Regions from separate parts of the Mus musculus genome. Here regions 1 and 3 are each linked to region 2. The links are chromatin loops, found by intact Hi-C in ENCODE. Cell type or tissue: heart. All regions are shown on one strand.

Region 1 (8,000 bases), 51 kb after region 2:
CCATGCAAATGAGCAGTGCCCCTCAGGAGGCTGTGTACTTAGACAGTGGCTGCTAACATCACAGCAGTCACTGGGTCTCCCACACAGTGTCCCCAGGCACACACTCTGCAGGATAATGTGTACATGATAGGTAAACTGGCAATTGTTAAAAACAATCGCCCACACAAGACTGGCTGTGGTATTTACCATCCTATTGAGCATCTGTCAGTGGAGCCAAATGTGAAACTCCAGGACCCCTATCTATCCCAGATCTTCTCCTGCACATACCACACACACACACACACACACACACACACACACACACACACAAACGAGAGAGAGAGAGAGAGAGAGATACACACACACACACACACACACACACACACGCATGCACGCACGCCCACCCTGGAAGCCACACTTCATTACTACTCATTTTAATTACATTTATTGGTGTGTGAGTGTGTGTTCACATGCACACGTGCATGTGTAAGTCTAAGGACAACATGTCAGGTCTCTCCTTCTACCCCGTGGGTCCCAGGGACTGAACTCAGGGTGGTAAGCTTGGTGACAAGCACCCTCACCCGCTGAGCCACCTCACTCACCCTAGAAGCCATACTCTTTAACATCAGCCAGAGTGTCACAGCCGTGAGCATTTTGTGTTTAAAAAGGAAAGCCACTCAGGTCTCAGAGGCAGACAGAAATGGAATGTGATGTCCGCCTCTTGCCGCAATCCTCCGTGGCTCAGGTTTTCCTGCCCACTCCTCTCTGTTCACCTCCTGATCAGCCTCAGCCCTGCTCAGCGAGGCTTTTCTCTGATGTCTTCATGTGTTGACCAGGTTGAATGTCTCAAAGTTTTGGGTTGAGGCCAGTCTTCCGAAGCCTCCTGCATCCCTATAACCTCAAATTCTCCCCTGAACCTAGATATTACTGCCAAACCTAGAGAGTTTATTGAGCGAGACTTCTCAGAAGCGCCCTCGTTCACCCAGCCCCTGGCTGACCATACCTCCACTCCTGGCTATAGCACGCAGCTTTTCTGCAGCGTCCGAGCATCACCTAAGGTCAGGGGCCCTGGGCTGGTGGAGTGGGTGGACAGAGGAATGAAAGTTTCTCTTGAGAGCTGTTCTAACTTCATTACCCTCCTCTGACTTTGCTTCCAGCCCAAGATCATCTGGATGAAAAACAAGATGGACATCCAGGGTGACCCCAAGTACCGTGCCGTCTCCGAGCAAGGGGTCTGCACCCTGGAGATCCGGAAGCCCAGCCCCTTTGATTCTGGGGTCTACACTTGCAAGGCCATCAACGTGCTAGGGGAGGCCTCTGTGGATTGTCGGCTGGAGGTTAAAGGTGGGAGTCGGAAGGGTGCCCTCAGCACCCTGCTGTAGTGGACAGACTGAGTCCCTCTTGGGAGCTGGACTAGATGTAGTTCAGAGTGAAACTGGAGCAGGAAAAGGGTAGGGAGGGGTCAAGAACTGTTTGTGTGACTTTCTAAGTGGGAAGATGTTCTTTCTATTTGGGGACTGGGGTGCTGGAAATTCTTGACCTCAAACCTCTCCGTTCCCTCCTGTCTTCCCCCAAAGCTCTAACGTGTAGTATCTCTTACAGCTTCTGCCACACACTAAAGAGCAACAGAGGCAGAGACTGGGACAAGGAGACAGGTGAGTGGCTGGACCTACTCCTTCAGTTACCTCTACTGAGAGTGTGGTGTCAAAGAGAAGATTGCGAGAGAAGAATCCACCTCCCAGGCATAAAATGTCACTGGAGACAGGGAGGGGAGGGCAGGAAAGCAGTAGGCAGATCTGGGTACCATTTTTGTAGCAAAAGACAGAGAGCATGCATGTTTAGTTTGGTGAAGACAGTGTAGCACTGGGTCATGCTGGGGAGGTCCAGAAGGGATGGGTACTCTGGGTGGTGGTCACAGGTCAGCATCTGGGCTTGGCTCTGAGTGACTGTAAACAGCATTCTTTTCCCTCATTAGGAAAGTAGGGACCCAGTCCTTGCTCTCCCTTCCTCGTTTGGTGGTTCTGAGGCTCTGGGTGAACTATCAAGTCTCCAGAGCTGCACTGGGCAGAGCCCAGCTTTGGAAATTGAGCCTGAGGAAGGACTGAGAAGGGTGGAGGTGGTTCTCTACCCGACTCCCCACTATCTCTTCTAGCAGCTTGGTCACATACCAGGACGCAGAAGGACACTATCCACCAAGTCCTGCAGACCTGAGGATCAGGACCCCAGGAATCCCCAAGACCATAGGAACAGCGAATGGGGCGGGGTCTCTAGTACCTGCAGGCCCCCTCCATCAGACGCTGGGTCCAGACCCAGGATCAGGCCTGGCAGGCCCCAGGCCATACCTTCTGGGTTCAAGAGGGCCCAGAAGGGGCAGAGACTGGCACCCTCTTCAGAGTTGTACACTGTATGAGAAGTATTCAAATAAAGGTGTGTGGTGTTATAGCATGGGGTTTCTGTGGCAATGAGTGTCATGACGGATGGAACAATACTATGTTACTATGAAGGGGAGACACTATCAAGATTAGAAAAGTGCCAGCAGGAAGGGTCTCACATGACACGGGGCATTTTTTTTTCTTTTTTTTTCTTTCTTTCTTTTTTAGACATGTGAGTGTTCTGGATCTTGCTTTCTGATTCACAATGTGCTACCCTAAATGTGTAACTATAGCAACAGACACACCATCTCTGGGACTTTCCATCTGCCTCCACAGCCCTCTCCCAGCTTCCCCTCCACCCCCACCATTACATCTTCTCCGCTGAGGTGGTTTGGTTGCCCTCTGGCAGTGCTGGGGTGCCAGCACCCCACTCCCCACAGGGCTTCACAATCTTTTATTAGACATAGGGTCCTCCTTGAGAGCCAGGGACACCTTACCTCCAACTGAAGGAAGAGCCTGGAATCAAGACTTGGAGTCAATATTCACACCCAAGGAGGGGAGAACCTGACACCCTCCCCTGCCTGCTGTCCATACAAGGAAGACATCCAGGCTCAGCAGAACATGGATTGGTCCCACCTGAGACCTCCACAAAAGCCTACACTCTATTTGCAACACAGCTCCTGAGCTAAAGCCACCTCCAGGAGCCTTTTGGATATTTAAATGCCAGCAAGGCACTTTCTCACACTGAAGACAGCAGTCTCCTTTGGTCTGGTCTGGTCTGGTCTGGTCTGGTCTGGTCTGGTCTTTCACACTTCTGGGCACACCAGAGGTGCCCAGGAGCACCTGGGATCTTCTTAGATGCTTTCCTCTCCCTCCTCCCCCCCTCAGGCAGCATGCTCCCAAGGGTTGTACTTCCTGGGGAAGCTCTTCTCCTGGGGCTTGGAAGCAGAGATGGTGTCCCTCAGGAGAGTCCAGGCCTGCTCTGAGAGTTGGTGAAGCTTGGTGGCCCAGACAGAAAATTGCATTGGAGACTCCCAGGAAGTTCAGGGCAAGAAGGGCTCAGTGCTGCTCCCTGCTGGCTATGTGAGGCCAGCACCTTCTGCACTATTTTTATTCCCAAGGACTTTATGGCCCACTGGGAGTCCCAGGCTGTGAATAGAGCAAATGTGAGAGACAATCCCTGGACCCATTCTTTCTGTGTCTCCCAAGTATAACCCTGGGCTTCTCGGGGTCAGGAGAGCACCCGCGTGGCCAAGAACACAATCCTTGGAGGAGGGGCCGAGGTCTCCTTCCCTGTGTTTTACTATCTTCTCCTAGAGAACAGGAGAGACAGCGAAGCGGCGGCATATCCATTTCTCTCTATTCATCCACCTCTAAGGGACTGTCTTCCTCACTTTGAAGTTGGTCCCTTGGGCCACCAACACCTAATAGTAGGCTCCCCTGTCTGACTGAAGGAGCCAGAATATTCTAACCCCAGCTCTCTGAACTGCTCAGAGAACAGCCAGGAATGATGCACACAAGACTCTCCTCTCACCTGAGGGCACCCAATTCCCTGCTATGGCCTGCCCCAACTCCAAACCTCCTCCAGGTCCCCAAGGTACAGGGCAGCCAGCTCCTTACAGAAGGGGCCCTGTTCCATGGCATCTCTTCAGAGCCTCCCTGGTGTCCACAGCCCACAGCCCAGCTGGGAAGGCTGAGGAGGAACAGTGGGACAGGGGGGAACAGGGAGGACATGGGGGTTGAACAGAGAGCCACTGGGTGTGGGCTAGATGGAGCAAGGCAGAGCCTAGTCATCAGCTTTCTCCTCTGGGATATCTTCCTCAATGGGGGGCTTGGGCTGGCATCGGAAGTGGTCGTTCCAAATCTTCAGAAAGGTGACCCGGAACTTGTGGATTCGGAAGGCATAGACGATGGGGTTCATGGCCGAGTTGCCGTGTGTGAGGAAGATGGCAATGTAGATGAGGATGCTGGGTTTCTGGCAGGTGGGGCAGAAGAGGGTGATGCAGTTCAAGATGTGTAGCGGTAGCCAGCTGAGGGCAAAGAGGAAGAGGATGAGGGCCAGCGACTTGGCGATCTTGAGCTCCTTCCCGTAGTACTTCTGGGGGTCACCAGAGGAGGCTGACACCTTTTTGTTGAGCTGCTTGCGGATCAGGTAGAAGACCTCCAGGTAGATAAGAACCATGAGGAGCAATGGCGGCAGCACCCAGACGAAGAAGTTGAAGTAGACCATGTACTCCATGCTGATAACCTTCTCGAACTCACACTTGATCACGGGCTCCCCAACACTGCCGTTGGCTATCCAGGCTTGTTCCACCTCACTCAGGTTGTTCCAGCCAAACATGGGTGTCAGGCCTACCACAAGGGAGAGAATCCAGCAGCCGGCTATGGCCACTGCTGCCCGCCGCTGAGTCACCACTGTCTTGTACCTGTAGGGAAAAAGGACAAGGTATGAGAAGTGACCCCCATGATTGTATGTGGGCTCCTCCTTTGGGGCTCACCTGCCACTAGGGGTGAGGCTTCTACACGTCTAAGGTCTAGAGTGAGTGTCTTTAGCCCAGGGACCTAGTCTTTAGGATCTAAGATTAGTCCAGAGTTTGTACAATTTAGCCTCGTTTCTCCTCCAGCAGAGAGAGGAATTCCAATAAATATAATGGGAGCCAGATAATGGTGGCACACACATTTGGTCTGTTTCTTTGGGAAACAGAAGCAGGCACATCTATGTGAGTTCAAGGCCAGCCCAGTCTACAGAGTGAGTTCCAGGACAGCCAGAGCTACACAGAGAAACATGTCTTAGAAACCAAAACAAAACAAAAAAGAAAAAACAATAAAATAACAGAAACTAGTAGCAAGAGTCTTAAGCAAATGGCCCAAGTACAGCTCATTGACTGTCCTCACATTGACCTTCCTGGTTTCTCACCGCTGGACTATAACAGTGCTAGGGTGGCAATATAAGGACAGCCAACTAGACAGAGGTTGAAAACAGTTCTGAAAGCCTTTCCAAGGCCCCACAGAAGCTAACAGCACTGTCCCGGGCTTCCTAACGTGTCCCCATTCTCCCGAAGAGCCAGGTGGCGAAAAAGCAAGAGTCCCCAGAAGCCTTTCGACACCAGGCCCTGTTCTGTTTCCGCTATGAGCATCTCATCTCCTGCTTCCCGGCTTCCCATCACCCTCAAGCAGTCGCACAGGTTGGCGTCAAGGACCAGCTCAGCAATGCTCGCCTAATTGGGATGATTCTCAGGGAAGAAAGCCTGGTGTTTGCCGAGCATCTGCTAGCACTTCATACTTCCTCCCATCCGCGCATTGGCACACTTGCGTGGATGCTGTTCTCAACAGACATTCTGGATGCGCGGGGCACTGTTCTCAGTGCTGGGAACAAAATAAAAATTCCTGCCTCTACATAGCTCATACTTGTCTATCTTTTTAAAAGTATGGTTTATTTATGTTTGTTTTATATACATTGGTTTTTGCTTGCATGTATGTCTGTGTGAGGGTGTTATATCCAATGGGACAAAAGCTATAGACAACCATGAGCTGCTATGTGGGTGCTGAGAATTGAACCTGGGTCCTCTGGAAGAGCAGCCAGTGCTCTAACCACTGAGCCACCTCTCCAGTCCCTATTTATCATTTTTTTATTTGTAAAGGTTTACTATTTTATTTTTATGATTTTGAATGTTTCCTCTGCATGTATGTGAACTCTGTGTGTGCCTGGTAATCATGGAGCAGGAAGGGAAGAGGACATCTGACTCTCTGGAAATAGAGTTATAGATGTTGTCAGCTGAGGTATATAGTGATGGGAACTGAGCCTAGGGCTAATAGCTGAGCCATCTCTTCAGCCCCTGCTCAAAAAATTTTAATTTTTAAAATTACATTCAGTGTGTGTGTGTGTGTAGAGGTTAGAAAACAATTTAGGAGAATCAGTTGTCTCCTTTCACCATATGGGTCCCAGGGATCTTTGTCAGGCCTGGCAGATAGTGCTTTTCTTTACCCACTCAGTTGTCTTGCCAGCCTTACGTAGCTCATATTTGGGGTGAATCGATGACAGCACAAGAACAAGGAGACAGGTAGAGTTCTTACCCTTCTCCAGGTCTGCAGGCACAGAAGACACACACATTTGAAATGACTCATGTGAGACAAGACTGCCTATCAGCCAGAGGTGACAGCCTCTCTTGTCACCGAGGGTTGAGGGTTTTAATAATATCCCCGGGGGCTTCCCACTTCCCCTAAAATCACACTACCCAGCAGCCAGCCACAGTGTCCTCTGCCGGCACTCTGGCACTCTGGAGAGAGTGCCAAAGGCTGCCCAGCTCTGTGCCAAGGAGCTGCAGAGTGGCTGCAGCTTGCCCAATTGTTATTTTCCAATGCAGCTCCTGAGAGGGCTGGGGTGGCCTCCAGAGCACTGGGTGTGAAGGGAGGGCTCCAACTATTTTCTTCTGTCCTGTGCCATTAGAATCTGTGGCTTTCTGTTTCTGGACCCATAGGGACCCACTGGTATCCACCTGCTCCTGCAGGCTACAGAGACGAGGGCATCACTGGGGGAAGCAGACGGTCCTCTGAAAGGCCAGCAAGCAATGGCCTTTGGAACCCCTTATCTAATCCCTCCATTCCAACCAAGAAAGTGAGGACTGACTGCAGCTGACTCTAACGCCTTTAAAGTCCTGACCGCTCCCACCTCTGTGATAGATAACAGGATTCTTGTGTTCCCAGACTATCGGGAAGCCATAAAGCTAGCTCAGTCTCTGGTGCCTCACTCTGCCAACACAGTGAAACTGTTCTCCTCCCTCATTTCTGCAGCAGAACATCCAGGTCGCTGTTATCTTTTTTTTTTTTTTTTCAGTCAGAAGACCTGAATGTAGGCACTGAGTCTGCTGCTTGCTAACTCAAATCCATCCTGCTTCAGAGTGTAGCGATGATATAAGAATAAGATAACATGTGTTCAAATACCCCAAAAACACCCTCTTAATACTCCCTAGCCTGGGCTTTTACCCCACCAAGCTCCTAGGCAAACGTACCTGCAACATCCCAGCACTCCCAGGAGCTCAGCAAACACAGCCCTAGTACTATCTAAACAGCTCACACAGATCTGACTCATGCGGATCTTCAAGTGCCTCCCCCATCCCCCATAGCGCCTTCTAGACACGAGGAAGCAAGTTCAGGGCAAGAATGTATAGGGAAAGAACACAGAAAGGCAGACCACCTTACGGGGTACAATTCTGACCCTCATCTGGTGAAAGGTGGTTAGACAAGGTAGGCCTCTCCCAAAGCAGAGGGGCTGCAGACATAGGGAGGGTGGGGTCAAGGTTTCTGCTTCCCATTACTGCATCCAAATCTTTCCCTTAGATCTTTTTTTTATAGTCGGAAAAGCCATTCTGCAGCCATGTCTCGGGGGAATGCCATGACCACACTGTGTGGGCGTGTAGCACGTAACAGAATGACAGTAATATGGACTGGCATGTCTACTTGCCCAGGTCTTCTACTTTCAAGCCCAGACCCCCTTCAGGACGCAGGTTAACTGGGTCATTTAGACTCAGATGGTAGCAGATTCAGAATAACCTCTGTTTTAACACGGGAAAAAACTGGATTGGCCCAAGAAGGGCACCCCCTAAAACTGGAGGGAGAACCAGGTGACCTTAAGTTCTGAGAGCGGGGTCC
Region 2 (8,000 bases):
TAAGATGTGTCATTCAGGGACCCTAGTTTTTCTCTCAGAAATTTGGGGTTTGATCATGGGTAATCTATTCAGACTAACAAAAAGAAATCAATGCAATGAAAACTGTCTTTACCGAAGAGGCCCAGACTCACCATGAGGACACTGAGCCACAGTATAGGCCCGAAGGACAAATTTTCATTTTTCAATAGTTACTCAGCATCACTAGATCCAATGTCTCTTCCAGCCACAGGCCTAGAATTACACATCTGTTATCACACGATTGTGGGTAGACACCAGGGATGCCAACCCAAGCCCCTGACCTTGTTCCCTGGCGAAACTTCTCACCATACTAGTTAACAGAGAACATGCTCACAGCTTGCTGTATCACTTCTGCTAGGCTCATGTATGCCCTTACATTGCCAAGTGAGGCAGGGATCTCGGTCTTCTTTCTACAGTGATGTATTCCAGGCCTCTGGGAAAGAGCCTGGTGCACAGGGGACTGTCGGTGACTACTTGTTGGGTACATGGTTGACTGGTTCCAAATCCCCAAATCTGGCTATTGAACCTCGCAGCTTCCCTCATAGGATGTAGGAGTCTAAAGTGGGAATGAAAGAAGATGGATATAAACGGGATGCCTATGAAAAGCCTTGGGGAGATCCAGGTCCCGTTGATCCCTCTAGAACCCCGTTCTTAGGCAACCAAAACCAAGGTAAAGACAGATAAGCAGGCCCCCTTCTCTACCAGGATGCTGCTGTGACGCTCTGGCTGCAGAAGGGGACCCCAGCCAGCAAACTGATCCTTGGCATGCCTACCTATGGACGCTCTTTCACCTTGGCCTCCTCGTCAGACAATGGAGTTGGGGCCCCAGCCACAGGGCCTGGTGCCCCAGGCCCCTATACGAAGGACAAAGGGGTCCTGGCTTACTATGAGGTAAGACGACTTTTAGCTACCCTGAATATGCTAGAGGACTCCTGATCGGTAAGAGGGCTTCTCCTGTAGTTTCTGAGGAAAGGTGGCTTGCATGGAGAATTTCGGCCAAGGGAACTCTATCCCGCCCTGGACCCCTTGTGTATATCTTTAAGCTCGGAAGCCTAAAGTTTAAATCTGCAGCCCTAGGTGACTCCACAGATCTACTATGTTCTCTAGGCTTCCTCAGATAGGAATTTTCTAATCTCCAGTCTCCTCTTGGCATGAGGGGACAGGAACTGTTAATCCCAAAGATTCCAGAAAGACCACTGACCCAAACCATCCAAGCCAAATTAATTAAAGCAAACAATTAATTAAAACAAGGTTTTTTTGGGGGGGGTTGTTTTATTTGTATACACAGGCGGCTTCCTCCTAAGGAAGGGTTCAGGAAGTCAGAAGTGGGCATGGGGAAGATAAGGGTTTGTATAGTTTAGGCATAGGGAGTTTCCAAGTGGGAGATTTGGCAGGCAAACAGGTGGGGTCCCAGAAGCAGAACATAAGCGCTATAAGCCAGTCATGATGACCTCCTGAAACAAAGGCGTAACTGCAAGGTGGTCATACCAAGGTGGTCACAACAATGGGTGGTCATAACAACATTTTTGAAACAAAGTTATGGTTGCCATTTTCTGGAACAGGCAGTCCAGAACCATTTGTAGTTAAAGTTACAGGTGGGACATAGAAACAGAGATGTAATCACAAACAGGAATGAGCCTACTTTGTGTTTACTAGAAGGTGGTTTTTAAGCCTAAGATGGAGGCAGGCTTGTTTGTCAGTACCTACTAGTGTTATTCTTTCCTAACACATCTCTGCTCCTGCAGGCCTGCTCCTGGAAGGAAAGACACAGAATCGAGGACCAGAAGGTGCCTTACGCCTTCCAGGACAACCAGTGGGTGAGCTTTGACGACGTGGAAAGCTTCAAAGCCAAGGTGAGGCCCAGCCCGGCTGGGAGGAGGCGGCCCATCAATAACGCCAGCACTTAATCTGTCTTCAAGGATGAGTGTTCTTGTAAATGCCCCAACATTTCACCCTCTTCATGTGACAGCATCCTGAACATTTATCATCTGTTGATAAAGACTCGGTGAAGGCTGGGGATGTAGCTCAGGGCTAAAGCATCTGCTTGGCACGTACAAGGCCCATGGTTTAAGCCCCAGTACAGAGAAACACATACACACAGAGAGAGAGAGAGAGAGAGAGAGAGAGAGAGAGAGAGAGAGAGAGAGAGAGAGAGAGGGAGGAGAGAGAGAGAGATCTACACTGAGTGGTCCTCTTGGCAAGATTTGTATTTTACCAAAATACTAACTCTACAGACACATGGAAAGGAGAAATGTGCATAGTGGAACCTGTGACTTTTATCCAGTCTGTTGGCCACATTTGGAACATATGTGTGTCATTGATTTACTTATAGGACCCTTTCATCTTGTCTAATATGGCCTCCTTAATGTGTTTCCTGGCCTCTCTTCCTGAGTTGATGCTTAGCTCCTGAAGGAACAGAGCAACACTTGTCTGTGAACAGACCTCTTGGGGCAGACAGCGCTCTGTGGGAATCTAGAAAAGAGTAGAAGCTGTTTAGGGAGGAAGGATTGTACAAGCCCTAAAAGTCAGAAGATAGGCAGGTGTCCAGGGAGGAGACTGTGGGCAGTCGGGAGGGAGCAGGAACGAGTGGACCATGAGAACAAGGTGACCCGTGAAGAAGAGGGGGGTCAGCTCCCAGCCCTCTCTGCAAACGTCATGGTGCTCTCTGAGGGAACGCCCAGCTCAGCGCATTCCCTCAGGGGCCCTCAGGGTAACAAGGACCTGAAGCCGTGAAGGCCAAGCTTGCTTCAGAACTTTGGGGAAGCTGAGACCTGATCCCCTGTGGTAACTGAGCCTGTAGCAACCAGTAGACAAGATTTTAATCACCCACATCTGCTCACACCCTCAGGCTGCCTACCTGAAACAGAAGGGGCTGGGAGGAGCCATGGTCTGGGTCCTGGACTTGGATGACTTCAAGGGTTCCTTCTGCAACCAGGGCCCGTACCCTCTCATCCGGACACTACGGCAGGAACTAAGTGAGTAAAGGGTTGAATTCAGAGAGTGGGGTGCACACTCCCCACCCCATAAGCCTTTCTGAGGAAACACCATCACCCAAAATTGTGATTCCTCAAAGTTCACGTACACCAGTAGCTAAGGAAACTGTTGAAACCCCGTGCTTCGTGCCGTTTCCAGTTTCCTGCTGACAATACCTGACGGGGGCGTAGTAATGGATTCCCTCCAAAGGTCTCTGCTCTTATCAAGAAGAAAGCCAAGCCTCACCCTATCATATGCAGCCCCTAGGTGCCCCTCCTTGGTATATGGCTGGGTGTCACAGCTGGTATGTGGTCACCAGCTGCCTACTACTGTGTGGCACAGGTTGTCTTCCAGACAGTGCCTGGCTGCAGGTTGTGGCTGCGGTCTGGATGTGGGAGCAGGGGTGCTGGGCCGCCTCCTCCAGTGGTTGCTGTTGTGTGCTCCGCCTGTGGTTTGGAATCTGTTGGCCAACATTGCTTGAATCGTCCTTGTCTTTCTAGATCTTCCATCCGAGACTCCAAGGAGCCCAGAACAGATAATACCTGAGCCACGCCCATCTTCTATGCCAGAGCAGGGACCCAGCCCAGGGCTAGATAACTTCTGCCAAGGCAAAGCTGATGGGGTCTACCCCAACCCTGGAGACGAGTCCACTTACTACAACTGTGGAGGAGGGCGGCTGTTCCAGCAGAGCTGTCCTCCAGGCCTGGTGTTTAGAGCCTCTTGCAAATGTTGTACCTGGAGCTAAGTTCCTGGAACCCCATCCAACTCCAGTCTGAGGCCAGGCTTGGGGTCCCCCACCACCTGCCTCTGCTTTCCCTGGGGCCTGCAGGCCTCTCTGTTCCTTCCATGCCCCCACCTCTGATCAGCTTCTTGGTTTCCTTTTTGTCTCTTTTAGGCTTCCTCTTTATCTGAAAAATAAACATATTTTTCACCCCTGACATTGTGACTTAAAGAAGCTCTCTCAGGACAGTGTTTGTTGGGGGGGGGGAGGTATGGGGAGGACCAAGAGGAAAGGGCTGCACACAGTAGGCAAAGGTCAGAGGAAAGGATGGCACACAGTAGGAAAGTTCAGAGCCAGAGTTGCATTTCCGATGTGCCTGGCCCCATGAAAGTCTCCTCACTGAGTCCTCCAGAACACAGGTGGCAGCGTACAAGGCCCGGCCAGATCCACTTGTAGGAGCCTTTGGGGAAAGAGATGCTTAACCTCTGCTAGACTGCTAGACTGTTATTTCCCAAATGGACACAAGGTGGCAGCAGAGATGAGCTTTTCCCAGTTTACTGCTCTGTGTCCACCAGTGAAGCCATTAGTCCACAGAGTCACTCGTGAGCCTGTCAGGGCTTGGGCGCTCCATAAAGAAGACCCTGAACTAAACGCTCACTTTGAAATGAACCCTGTTGGGGGCCTTTCACGTGCCTCACCTCAATCACCACTCCCAGTAGGTAGATGACACGGAACGATCATTATCTGCATTTTACAGGCATCTCAGATGAAGTCAGATTCTAGCCAGTTCTGAGTCCAGAACAAAGGCTTAAAATGGGCCAAGACAAGCGTGTGCCCCCAGGGTCATCTATTAAAGAGTGATCTAACAGGCCGTGGGGTCACGTGCCTACAACCCCAGTGCTGAGGCTGAGGCAGGAGGAACTTGAGCACTAGGCTAGCCTGGGCTATGTAGTGAGACGTTGTTTCCAAAAAAAAAAAAAAAAAAACCAAAAAAAACAAAAAAAACAAAACAAAACAAACAAACAAAAAACAAACAAACAAAAAAAAAAAGAACAAGCAAGTAATATGTATCCCTGAAGCACCTTGATTGTTGAGTTTAAAGAAAACCTTCATTCCCTAAAGTTTATCTTGTTACACACTTGCTGGAAGCCTTGGTTTGGGGTTGGGAATGAGTTAGGTGGGAGAGAGGTGAGTTGTAATCACAAGAGTGTCTAAGTGAGAGGTGACACATGGCCTGGGCTGAGGCAGGGACTGTGAGTCTGGGGAGGAACAGGGGCGTGAAGACCAGGGAGAAGCCATGGAGCCTACTCTCCTATGGACAAAACTAGCACTTGCCCACTCGTGCCCGCTGCCTGTCCTCTGGCCTTCTCTGTTTAGAAAAGGATCCAGGCAGGGGCAGCTTCCTATGGCACACGTGTGACAGCAGAGATAACTGTAGGCCCACTAATGGCTTCAGCTTGAGGTTCCCTCTCTGTGGGATGGATGGGGCCACTCCTGCTGTCTGGGTGACTGAGCAGCTATCCACTGTCATCCTGGGAGTCCGTATTCTTCCCTCTTTCTTTATCTTGCGTCTGCTGGTTAAATCATGAAACAAATGGTCTACTATCAGTAAAAGTGTTCTCCTGAGTGGGCAGATGGCCAAAGTCCTCCCAGATACCAAACCTTTTGTCTGTGCTGGGTTTATCGATAGGAGAGTAGGCTCTGTGGCTTCTCCCTGGTCTTCACGCCCCTGTTCCTCCCCACAGTCCCTGCCTCAGCCAGGGCCACATGTCACCTCTCACTCAGATAAGGCTTTTCCCTGGTCTCTCTGCTCCCTGACCCTCCCTTCTCTAGTCTCCCCTGCACACCTAATCAGCTCAGCCTTTAGAAATGAAGGATCTGAGCCAATCACTTCCCTTGCTAAGAACTCCAAACAGCCTTCCCAACCCGAAGAATAAAGTCCGGATCGTCTCGTCGACTGTGTCGAGACCCCTTGTCAGCCCCCGCCTCCTGCTATCACGCACACTGTTTCGGTCCCCTGGTACCCAGTTGTCAGCGTTAGTTAACCTTAGGCATCCAGATGCCAGCATGCAGCCTCCGGGCAGCCACCACTCAGGATTCTGCTGAGCCTGAAGCACTTAGCAAACCTAAAGCCAACTGTGCTTACCCTGATCCTTCCACCCCCACCGTGGGCCCTGGGCCCCTCTGGCTCTGTGTCCTTCCATTACAGTTGGGTCTCTCGGCATCTGTAATATTTCAATCCATATGCCGGGTGGACATAGCAGGGTGGAGCAATGTGCAGTGTTGGGTGGGGGTGCAGAGAGGGTAGTGTGAAGTGTTCAGGGCTGGGCTTTCCAAGGGCCAGTATTCAATATTCAGCAGATAAACTGAAAGGAACAAATGAGATCCTTTCAGGTGATGGTGAGGGCTACAGTAGGAAGCCTGCATGGCTCGATATTGAAACCCAGTGTGGGTGTGACCATTGTGCGGAGCAGTTTGAAAGATCCCTCAGTTGGGGGGAGGGAGTCACATTGGGGCATCCTAAAATCCAGAAGGACCTGCCCATCTCATCCTCAGATTTTGGGTCATTGTGGGTGGCCAGCCCTTCCCTGGTTGCTTTGTTGACTGAACTCATAGGTCAGAGCCCCAACCTTGGCCGCTCTTCTAAAATGCCACTTCATTTGATTTGCCCTGGCTGTGGTCCTTCCTCTAGCATGAAGGAACCCAGTTCAGTGCCCGTGACTGTGGCCTCATACACGGGTCTCCAAGAACCATACCTACGTCCCTGAATCTTAGTCCAATAGATGAGACTGATCAGGCCATTTTTCACCTGAGTGGTGGCGTTGTGGGTAAGAACAGCCATGGTTAGGGATCCTGGGCCACTGTTTTGTTTGCCGGCCTCAGCCCAGGCTAGCTCAGTCACTACCCAGGCTCTGCACACTCCAGAGATGAACCAGCTCTGCACCACTCCCTGCTGCACTGGCTTGCCTGTGTCTTTCTCTGGCTCCTCCCTCCACCCTGTGCTTTAACATCTGTCTTTGATAGTTCTAGTCACCCTCACAAGGTCAGCCTTGGTTTTTCTCCTGAAGGCACCTGGGCCTGGGCAAATCAAATCACTGGGTTCCCAGTGGACAGTGGACTCTGCTCCCAGAACACGGACACTGGTCCTCTCCTTCCATTACACATGTTTGAAGCTCAATAGATCACTTATAATGGGAAATAACCTTGAACTTCTGATCCCACCTCAACCTCTCAAGTGCTAGCATTGCAGGTGGGAACTGCCACTCCCATTTTATGCATTGCTGGGGATTGTACACCATGGGTGTGTGTGTGTGTGTGTTATCTTCAGGTACAGAAACCACTTCTGCAACCTAGAGACACCCCCCCCCATACCGAATTACCCTTGCATGACAGGACACTGCCCTCCCAAGCTTATCTATTAAACATCATTTGTCCGTTTTTCCCTAAGATTTATTTATTTAATGTAATTAGTGCTCTAGCTGCATTTACATCTGCAGACCAGAAGAGGGCACCAGATCTCATTATTGATGCTTATGAGAGATCATGTGGTTGCTGGGAATTGAACTCCAGTCCTCTGGAAGAGCAGCCAGTGCTCTTAACAGCTGAGCCACCTCCAGCCCCCATCCTTTGTCCTTTTAATAACACTTCTTACCAGACTGACTGAGGACCACACAAAGCATGAATTAGTCACATGACAAATATTTACAGAGTGAACCGAAGTCCTCTAATACTCACCATGTCCCTCTAACGTATCATCCCATCATCCTCTGGTTGCCAGGTCAACGTGTGGCGACGCTGTGATTTAGATGCTGCTCTAGGTAAGACCCACAGCCTAGGTTTGTGCTCACCCACAGTGGACATTGCCTTCCTGGGTTAAAGCCTGCACAATGTGATTGTCTCCTTTATCTTCTGTCCTGGGTAGACCTGAGGCTTTGTGTGCTGGGCATCTATCTATTCAGGCATCTGTGCTGGGTTATCCATACATCACTGCGTGCCTTAGTGTCTCACTGTCACTCCTATAGGACCTCCAATGCTGGCACAGGTTCTAGGGCCATATCCAAGACAAGACAGTGAGGGAGTCAGGGCCTGTCCCAGGCCTACCTGTTGCCCCCTATCCCTCTTCTGCCTTTAAACTACAGCTCTTTTCTCTATAACATCTGGTTATACAGTTTGCCTGGGTATATTAGATTTATAAAGCCAAAAGCTATAAGCATCTCTTGAGCATTTATCATGTGCCAGCAGATGGCTGGGGCTTGTGAGGTGGGGGTGGGGTTGCAGGAATGGGGCC
Region 3 (8,000 bases), 93 kb after region 2:
CACTGGGTTACCGAGCTTCAACCTAACCCAAGACAACGGAACTTCGAAAGACAACCCCAAAGGAGAGGAAGTGAAGGCTGCAGGTCTGTCAGCAGCAGTAAATGCTTTTGCTCAAAGATGGCGAGAAGCTGAACCGAAAAGGAAGCAGAGGGAACAGAGAAGAGCAGATGTTGCATGGGAGGTGTGCTGGGCTCAGCGGCTGGCCATGTGCAGCAACCAAGGAAAAAGGAAGAGAGAAAGATGACTGACGAAGGAGACACTGGCAGTGGAGACCGAAGGTAGAACAAGTGTGGTGTGGCCCTGACAGGGTTTTTGTGGGCCTCTAGAAAAACCCAGAGCATGAATGTGGACATGTTCATCTCTGTCTCGGTAAGAGTGGAGACCTCTCTGAACAAGATTTCCCCTGGGGGAAGCAAGATTACTTGAGGAAGGGAGCAAGGAGGCTGGCCCGTATATCCCGCCCACCCACAGGAGGAAATCAGAAGGGAAAGCAGCCAGAAGGGAAGAGACACTTCAGGAAGAGTTGTTCTGAGTGGCCTCAGGAAGGGAAGCCATCATCTTGTGTGACAGGAAGGGAACGGAGGCCTGGAAGAATCCTGGTAGGAGGGGGTGGGTGGCTGAGGGTCTCTCCCAGGTTAAAGCTGCCGCAGGTAGCTAAGGGTGGAAGCCGTGGGTGCAAACTCGTCTCTGAAGGAGCTTGGCAGGCGAAAGAACAAAAGATGGATGGTTAGCTGCAGGAGAAGGAGGTCACAAAGAGGTTGGTTTTAGCTGGGGGAAGATCTGAGCATGCTCACAGCTTCAGTGAAGAAGGCAGCGGCAAGAAGAGATGAATCAGAGGGAGAGATGCTGAGCCCAGGGCAGGCTCTCCACACTACCTCTGCAAGCCCATGGGGACCTAAGCAGATACTGACAGCTCACCGGACTCAGCACTGTGCCTGACGCTCTACCTGCTCACAGACCTGGAAATCCCTGACTTTCCCCCATTCCCTAGGCCCCCGGTCCTTTGTTGAGTGTTTCCGGGATGCTCCCAGGCTTTTGTCTGAAGCGCACCTCTATTGATACGTAGCCAATAATTTGTCAACAACATTTCATGTCAATAAAAACTTGGTCTTGCCCCCGTTCTTGCTCCTCCTCCTCCTCTGGTGGCCAAAGCCCAGCCTGCACCACAGTCCTGTTCACCAGGTGCCAGTCATGGATTTCTTGGCTTCCCTGACTCTCTGTGTACCCAGAGGGGTCCTTCTGGAAGACTCACTGACCCTCCACCAGTCAAAAGAAAACAGACTGGCCCCACCACTGACAGACAAATGCCACCCTGGATAGCCCACTGTATGCTGAACAGCACAGCTTCCTGGACTCAACACCACCTGCAAGAAGTCAGGAAAAGGACTCTGCCTCCTCTCCCCTTCACTGGGCAGAAGGGGAAATCGAGGCAGGGAGGGATTTATGTGACTTCTGTTAGATGCTAGCTAGGCTGGCTTCCCAATTCTCTCCATGGCCCCCTCCTTTCCCACCCATCCATCGCTGCCCTTTGATAAGAAGAGGCCCTCCAGCACATCATGGAGAGCGGGCCCTCAGAATGTGGAAGGAGGGAGACAGGCTAAGGTTTTCACAGCAGTGTTACTCAAAATAGCTTCAGAGCAGAAACAAGCCAAATGTTCACCAACTAGAGTTACCAGAATACATTCAGGACATCCAGTTTAAAAACTGTTAACAGCTTTATTGGGAAATGGTTTATATAGTAGAAAGTTCACTCATTTAAAGTGTACAGGCCTCAGTTCTGAGACTGTATTTACAGAATTGTGCAACCATCAGCACCGTTTCTGTCTAGAACATTTTCATCATCTCCCTCTAAAAACCCTGTGCCCGTTAGCAACTACTACTCCCCCTCCCCAGCCCCAGGCAACACAAATCTTTGGGGGAGGGGGCAGGATTGAGACAGATTCTCACTGTATAACCCAGGCTAGCCTCAAGCTTGTGGTTCAACTCTTATGAATAGTTAAGATTAAAGGGCTGGGCAGTTCAGTGATAAACTGTTCCTTCTATAGAATTGCCTGTTGTGGATGCTCCTCAGTGGTCCTTTGTGACAGCTTCCTTTGAATACCTTAATGTTTCAAGGTCCATCTGAGTTGTAGCATGTATCAGTTCTCTCCTCCTCCTCCTCCTCTTCCTACTCCTCCTCCTCTTCCTCCTTCTCTTCCCCCTCCTCTTCCTCTTCCTCCACCTCCCCTTCTTCCTCCTCTTCCTCATTCTCCTCTTCTTCCTTCTCTTCTTCCTCCTTTTCCTCCTCCTCTTCTTCCTCCTTTTCCTCCTCTTCTTATTCCTCCTTTCCCCCCTCCTCCTCCTTCTCCTCCTCTTCTTCCACCTCCCCTTCTTCCTCTTCTTCCTCATCCTACTCTTCCTCCTCTTCCTCCTCCCCTTCCTCCTCCTCTTCTTCTTCCTCCTTTTCCTCCTCTTCTTCCTCCTCCTTTTCCCCTTCCTCCTCCTCCTCCTCCTCCTCTTATTCCTCATGCTCCTCCTTCAATTATTTGGAGGTCAGAGGGATAACTTCTGGGAGTCAGTTCTCTCCTTCCACCATGGTTTCTGAGGCTATAACTCAAAGTCATCAGGCTTCATGTGAAACTCCTTTAACCACCAGGCCATCTCATTAGCTCAATGCTTAGTTTCAATGGCTGGAGAAGACTTCATTTCATGGACAGTTCACATTTTGATTACCCAGTCTTCAGTATACACACACACACACACACACACACACACACATCAGAGCTCAGGGGACAGAAAAGCAATAGTAGCGATGAGCATAGTCACCTCACAGTGGTGCCTTAGTGTGGTGCCACGTGTACCAGTCTGAGGCACGAGGGCTGAAGACACTGAAGCCAGCAAAGTTTTCATCCTGTTAAGCTGAGCACCAACTGGGGTGGGGTTTGCTCAGCTGGGGCCCTGGGGCTGTGAGCCTGTCAGAAGGCCTACCACACACATTTTCATAGGCTGTGTTCCTCTCCAGCGGGCATGGAAGTCAGGCGTGCAGACACTGAGCCTCCTTCCTCACTCTGTGGAGTCCAAACCGGTCACACAGGCTCATTCCCTCTGCCTAGCCTGGCGCCCATTCCTGATCTTAAGCACAACTCTAAATGCCATTCTACAGACACTCCCTTCAAATCCACCTCACCTCAGTCCTGAACCTGGAAGAAATTCACACCCTGAGCAGGGCCACTTGCCTAAGGCCGGAAAAGAGAGATGACCTGAGAAAGATGGTCTGTGGCTGGGCAGACCATCGGTCCCCTCTATGGACCCACAGACCAGAAATTAACTCCTATTCCTAAAAGCCAGTCACTCGACCTGGTCGCTCGTGCTAGGGACAGAGGGGTCTTTCGATGTCTAGACGTCTTCATTTTCCCCTCCCCAGTACCCAGGGTGTCACTTGCAAGGCAAGCCCTCCACCACTGAGCTGTTTCGATCACCCCAAAGTTGGACAACCTCATCACACAGGGCCGGCGCGGCTCCCGGAGCAGACGGTCCAGAATGAGATTCAAGACAGCAGAACCACGTTATCTTTGTGGGTTCTTTAGCCCCTCGTGGCATCGCGGGTGACATGGCAATAATTCTCCCTTTTTGCAGCCTACAGAGGCTGAGGGAGGGCAGAGAGGCTACAGATCAACGTTCAGTGCCCTTGTCTGGAGCTCGGGGTCCCCCTGCTGGCGCACTGGAGCCTGGGCGGGGCTTTGAGCCGAAGGGCGGACACAATCAGGTGACAACTCTGGGGAACGTGGCGAATGAGGTGGAGCTGCTGGAACTCAGCTGGAAGGCCCAGGGGACCAGCCCTAGGAATGTCCAACAAATATGCCACCCCGATGGCGACTTTGGTCTCCTGGTGCCCAATCCAAATCCTTTGTTACCAGCCCCGCTGCTTCTTATGTTTGCAGGCAAAATCTCCTGAACATGCCCGAAGAGCATGTGTTGGGAGCCCTCCCTGCTCTGGGGAAATCTTCAAAGACGGGGTTCCCAGCACCGTCTGCTTCCGGCCAGCCTGCCTCAGGAGTGGTTCATCGCAGACCTTCCACCTCCAGTACTTCTGGGAACACCATGCGTCTGGGCACAGAACCCTAGGTCACCCAATTCTCCTCAAAGGCCTCCAGGGCCTAGTAAATTTGGCTCAAATGTCCCTAACTGGGAATGTGACCAGGAAGCCTCAGTTTTGCCGTCTATAAAATGCAAACTATCGACTTTTCTATGTGTGTGGCTGGGAGGATTTGGTGGTATTGTGAAGTTGGTCGCACTTGAGCATTTGACACACACCCCTAAGCACTGATGTTTGCATAGCTTTTTGGCCCTTCCCACCCTAACATGTAACTAATGGCAGGTAGGAGTTGTCCACGAGGAGTAGGGCACCGCCCTGCCACGTGTTTGAGATTTTCCCCACCTAGCCAACTCCTTGCTCTTCCACCCAGTCTACAACAGGAGGGGTGGCAGCTGTTTCCCTCGGCTGCCCAGTCTCTGACCCAGCCAAAGGCTGGCACAGCTGCTGGGGTGGCCCAAATGCTACACAAAGGACAGCTGGGGCTGAAGGAGGACAAAGATGGGCACCCTGCCTGATCAATGTGTTCCCTCACCCCGCAGCCCTCTAGACCTTTCGTAGCAGCCTGGGACCTCTGACCTCACTCTTGCCACAGCTGTGGGGAGGGGGCTGTCCTCTTGCACCCCTCTCCTTGTCCTCTGCTCTCTGGGCCTCCACCCCCCCCTTTCCCCTGTTCCCTCTGTCGCCCACATGCTGCCCAGCTGTCCCTGTCCCTGTGCTGGGCACTCCGCCCACCTGTAGCCCTCATGAATCGCCAGTGTTCACACTCTGACCCCTCAGCCTCCACCTGTTCCCCTCGGTCTGGGCGTCAGGGCTGTGTGGCCCCATCTGTTGTCCTCCGTCTAGGACTTAGGGCAAAGACTCCATTGCAAAGCTCCTAGCTCCCACCTGCCTAGGGTGGGTAGGAAGGCTCGGCTGAGAGACAGGATCTAATCCGGTGACTTCATCTTCTTTCTTCTCTGCCCAGGCCACCAACAATGTTCCAAACAACCTAGAACCTTCCCACCTGAAGAAAGTGAACAGCCCGCTCACTGCAGAAGGACCTTTGCATCTTTAAACACATTCTAATCTCATTTCTGTGGCAAGGCGCTTTAACAATGTACAATGGCAAACAGAAAAACAAGGCGTTGGGAAATTGCATGTATATGCGTGTGTGCATGTGTGTGCGCGCGCGCACTTGTGACTAAGTTATCTCCCAGCCAAGAAATCAAATTCTTTCTGTATCGTCTTTCTACCTTTTTTTTTTGGACAGGTACTCATGTTGCCCAGGCTGGCCTTGAACTCCTGATTATCTCTCAGCCTCCCAAGTGCTGGGATTGCAGATGTGTACCAGCAGTCCTGGACTGACTATACTTTTCTTGACAGTGAAGCCACTACAGTTCAGCTCAAATTCCCTTACCAATTCCCTACCCAGACCCTTCTGAGCACAGAGGGACCACCGTGAACGCTTTGGGGTATTTCCAAGCATTTGCCATATTTTGTACCACTTACATGCATAAGTTATATACACATATACATTATGGCACTCACAGGCTTGTGCAGGTATTGGCTTTTATTGTTCTTGAGGAAGTTGTAACCTACAAGTATTCTGCAAATGAGTTTGTTGTAAAAAACAAACAAAAAACAAAAAACAGACAAAAACAACAGCAATCACCCTACCTGGGCCAGTAAAATGACTCAGTGGATAAAATCACCTGCTGCCAAGCCGGACAGCCTGAGTTCAGTCCTCAAGCCCAGCATGGTGGAAAGAGAATTGACTCCTGAAAGTGATCCTCTGACCTCCACAAGAGCACGTGTGAGTGCACTTGCACACACGCGCGCACACACACACACCCACGTAACTGTAACCTTTATTTGCCTGATGTAATTGTCATCTCTGAGGCTTACTGCTTCACTCCGCTAACCAAGGCCCAGTTTCTAGCTTCTGCATAATCTTATCTAGGCCTAAAACGTTTTCAGCCTCTGAGACTCACTGCTGAGTTAGCTCACCCTTTCCTAATTCTTTCTGAGCTCTAACTGGCTGATTCAACTCAGCTATTCTGGCTTAAACTCCTCTCCCAGCTGACGTATTCAATCTGGCTCTCAGCCTCTGAATTGCTCTGCTTGGCCTCAAGCTAACTCTAGAAATCTGTTCTAAGTTCCCCTTCTCTGGCTTGTTCTGTCTTCACCTTCTTCTAGCTTGTTCTATCTTCAACCTGTCTCTGTTAAGCTCTCCCAGTAAACCTGCCTCCATCTCCCTTCGGGCTGCTTGTCTCTCCCTCTCAACTCCACTGCACTGCTCTCCACGAACTCTCCTGTATTCTTGTGCTGCACTCTCATCCTCCTGTCCCGGCTATCTCTCCCTTAAGTAGCTTCCCTTTCCTCTCTCTTCTCATGAGAATTGGATGGACACATCCTATTCTGTCGAATTTTTCGTCACTTTGTCTGCCACTCGATTAGACATCACTTTCAAACATGGGGGCTTCCTTCTACAAACTAACTTTACCTTGATTGTTTTGGATTAACAGTCAATACTAAGGGTATTCCAGCCAGAGGGACTAAAGGTATATGCTAAGGGCTGAGCCACACCCTAAAGAGAATCAGGTACAAATATCATTTAACTTACGCACACATGCACATACATACACACCAACAAATAAATGAATGTAAAAACAGATTTTATTTGTTTTTTCTTCTTCTTTTCTTTTCTTTCTTTCTTTTTTTTTTTTTTTTTTTTTTTTTTTTTTTTTTTTTTTTTTTGAGACAGGGTTTCTCTGTATAGCCCTGGCTGTCCTGGAACTCACTTTGTAGATCAGGCTGGCCTCGAACTCAGAAATCCGCCTGCCTCTGCCTCCCGAGTGCTGGGATTAAAGGCATGTGCAACTACGCCCGGCTCAAAAACAGATTTCAAAAGTCTGCCTGCCTACATCAGTGCATGCAGCTCTGCAGTCTCTTCAGATTCCACGTCCTCTCTCAGAACTGACAATGGCATTGGGCAGCATTTTGTTAGCCTCTCCTATTGACAGCCATTTACCCTATCGCTTGTGTCTCTATATCAAGTCTGAGCCATCTACAATCTAGTCCTTCCGGGTCCTACCTGGCGCTGTGTTTCTACTCCCTGAAAAGAAAAGGGGCTGCCATTTATACTGTTTCAGGATCATAAACATCCTCAGAGCATTTTAAAAAATAAAATTTTAATCACTCTCTTCCAAAATCTTGTAGCCTGGTGGGATGATTGCTCTTTCCACACAGAAGGGGACAAAGAGATTTGAAAAAAGAAAAGGGGGTGAGGGGTGGGGGAGTAAAGAGGAGGAAGAAGAAAAAGGAAGTAGAGAATATGCTTCATAAACTGGGCATTGTGGTGTAGGCCTTTAATCCAGTACTTAGGAGGCAGAGGCAGGCAGATCTCTGTGAGTTTGTTTGAGGCCAGCCTGATCTACAGAGTGAGACCCTAACTCAAAAACAAAACAACAAACAAGAACAAAAGAAGAATAGAAGGGGGAGAAAGAGGAGGAGGAGAAGGAGAAGAAGAAGGAGAAGGAGAAGTTTCATTATACCAGCACTGTCTGCCAGAAAGGAAACAGTTAAGTGAAACTTGGTGCGTCCACTCCGTGAAATATTATGGGATCATTAATTAAACTGATCATTATGAAGACTGTAGGAGCATGGAAAATGTCTCTATATTAAATTTTAAGACAGACTACAAAATTAAAATTCTGTTATGGTTACAAGTATGCAATAGGATGTATGCATACAAAGATAGGAGGGACAAAAATGGGATAGGTAAATGCACCCAGACTGGTTGGGCTCCTTGGTAGAATCCCTGGTGCATGGATACTGTTGTTTATTACAGATACAGTTGATTAACTGCTACAATCTGCCCATGTAACAGATGGCGAATATTTAAGTGAAATAGCAGTGGAAAGAAGAGAAGGGAAGGAAAGTGAGT

Evidence for each region. Peaks named below come from ENCODE experiments on the same cell type or tissue, not always from the same donor. Only the 100,000 strongest peaks of a DNase experiment are listed, where the experiment ranks them.
Region 1: a loop joins it to region 2, with 2.8 times the contacts of the local background. A loop is called at or near these places in 18 of 42 quality-filtered maps.
Region 3: a loop joins it to region 2, with 6 times the contacts of the local background. A loop is called at or near these places in 33 of 42 quality-filtered maps.

The regions. Positions count from the first base shown.
Region 1 is chr1:134,198,814-134,206,813 of GRCm38, forward strand. Mybph (myosin binding protein H) reads left to right here. Exons shown (of 11, transcript NM_016749.2): 8 at 901-1,037; 9 at 1,137-1,323; 10 at 1,582-1,634; 11 at 2,135-2,419. The coding sequence ends at 1,598. It overlaps Adora1 (adenosine A1 receptor), which reads right to left. Exons shown (of 2, transcript NM_001008533.3): 2 at 402-4,777. The coding sequence ends at 4,138. Among named protein-coding and RNA genes, the nearest start is that of Mybph, 9.4 kb to the left of the region's middle. In heart, a CTCF peak has its summit at 3,435 (motif pointing left); a DNase peak (open chromatin) is centred at 6,678; H3K4me3 peaks cover 273 bases; H3K27ac peaks cover 2,669 bases.
Region 2 is chr1:134,147,613-134,155,612 of GRCm38, forward strand. Chit1 (chitinase 1 (chitotriosidase)) reads left to right here. Exons shown (of 12, transcript NM_001284525.1): 9 at 724-909; 10 at 1,764-1,871; 11 at 2,867-2,993; 12 at 3,492-3,928. The coding sequence ends at 3,736. Among named protein-coding and RNA genes, the nearest start is that of Gm46158, 30 kb to the right of the region's middle. In heart, CTCF peaks have their summits at 4,237 (motif pointing right) and 7,212 (motif pointing right); a DNase peak (open chromatin) is centred at 4,229; H3K27ac peaks cover 543 bases; H3K27me3 peaks cover 269 bases.
Region 3 is chr1:134,240,694-134,248,693 of GRCm38, forward strand. No RefSeq gene overlaps it. Among named protein-coding and RNA genes, the nearest start is that of Adora1, 9.2 kb to the left of the region's middle. In heart, a CTCF peak has its summit at 3,698 (motif pointing left); DNase peaks (open chromatin) are centred at 3,708 and 4,818; H3K4me3 peaks cover 252 bases; H3K27ac peaks cover 2,584 bases; H3K27me3 peaks cover 1,110 bases.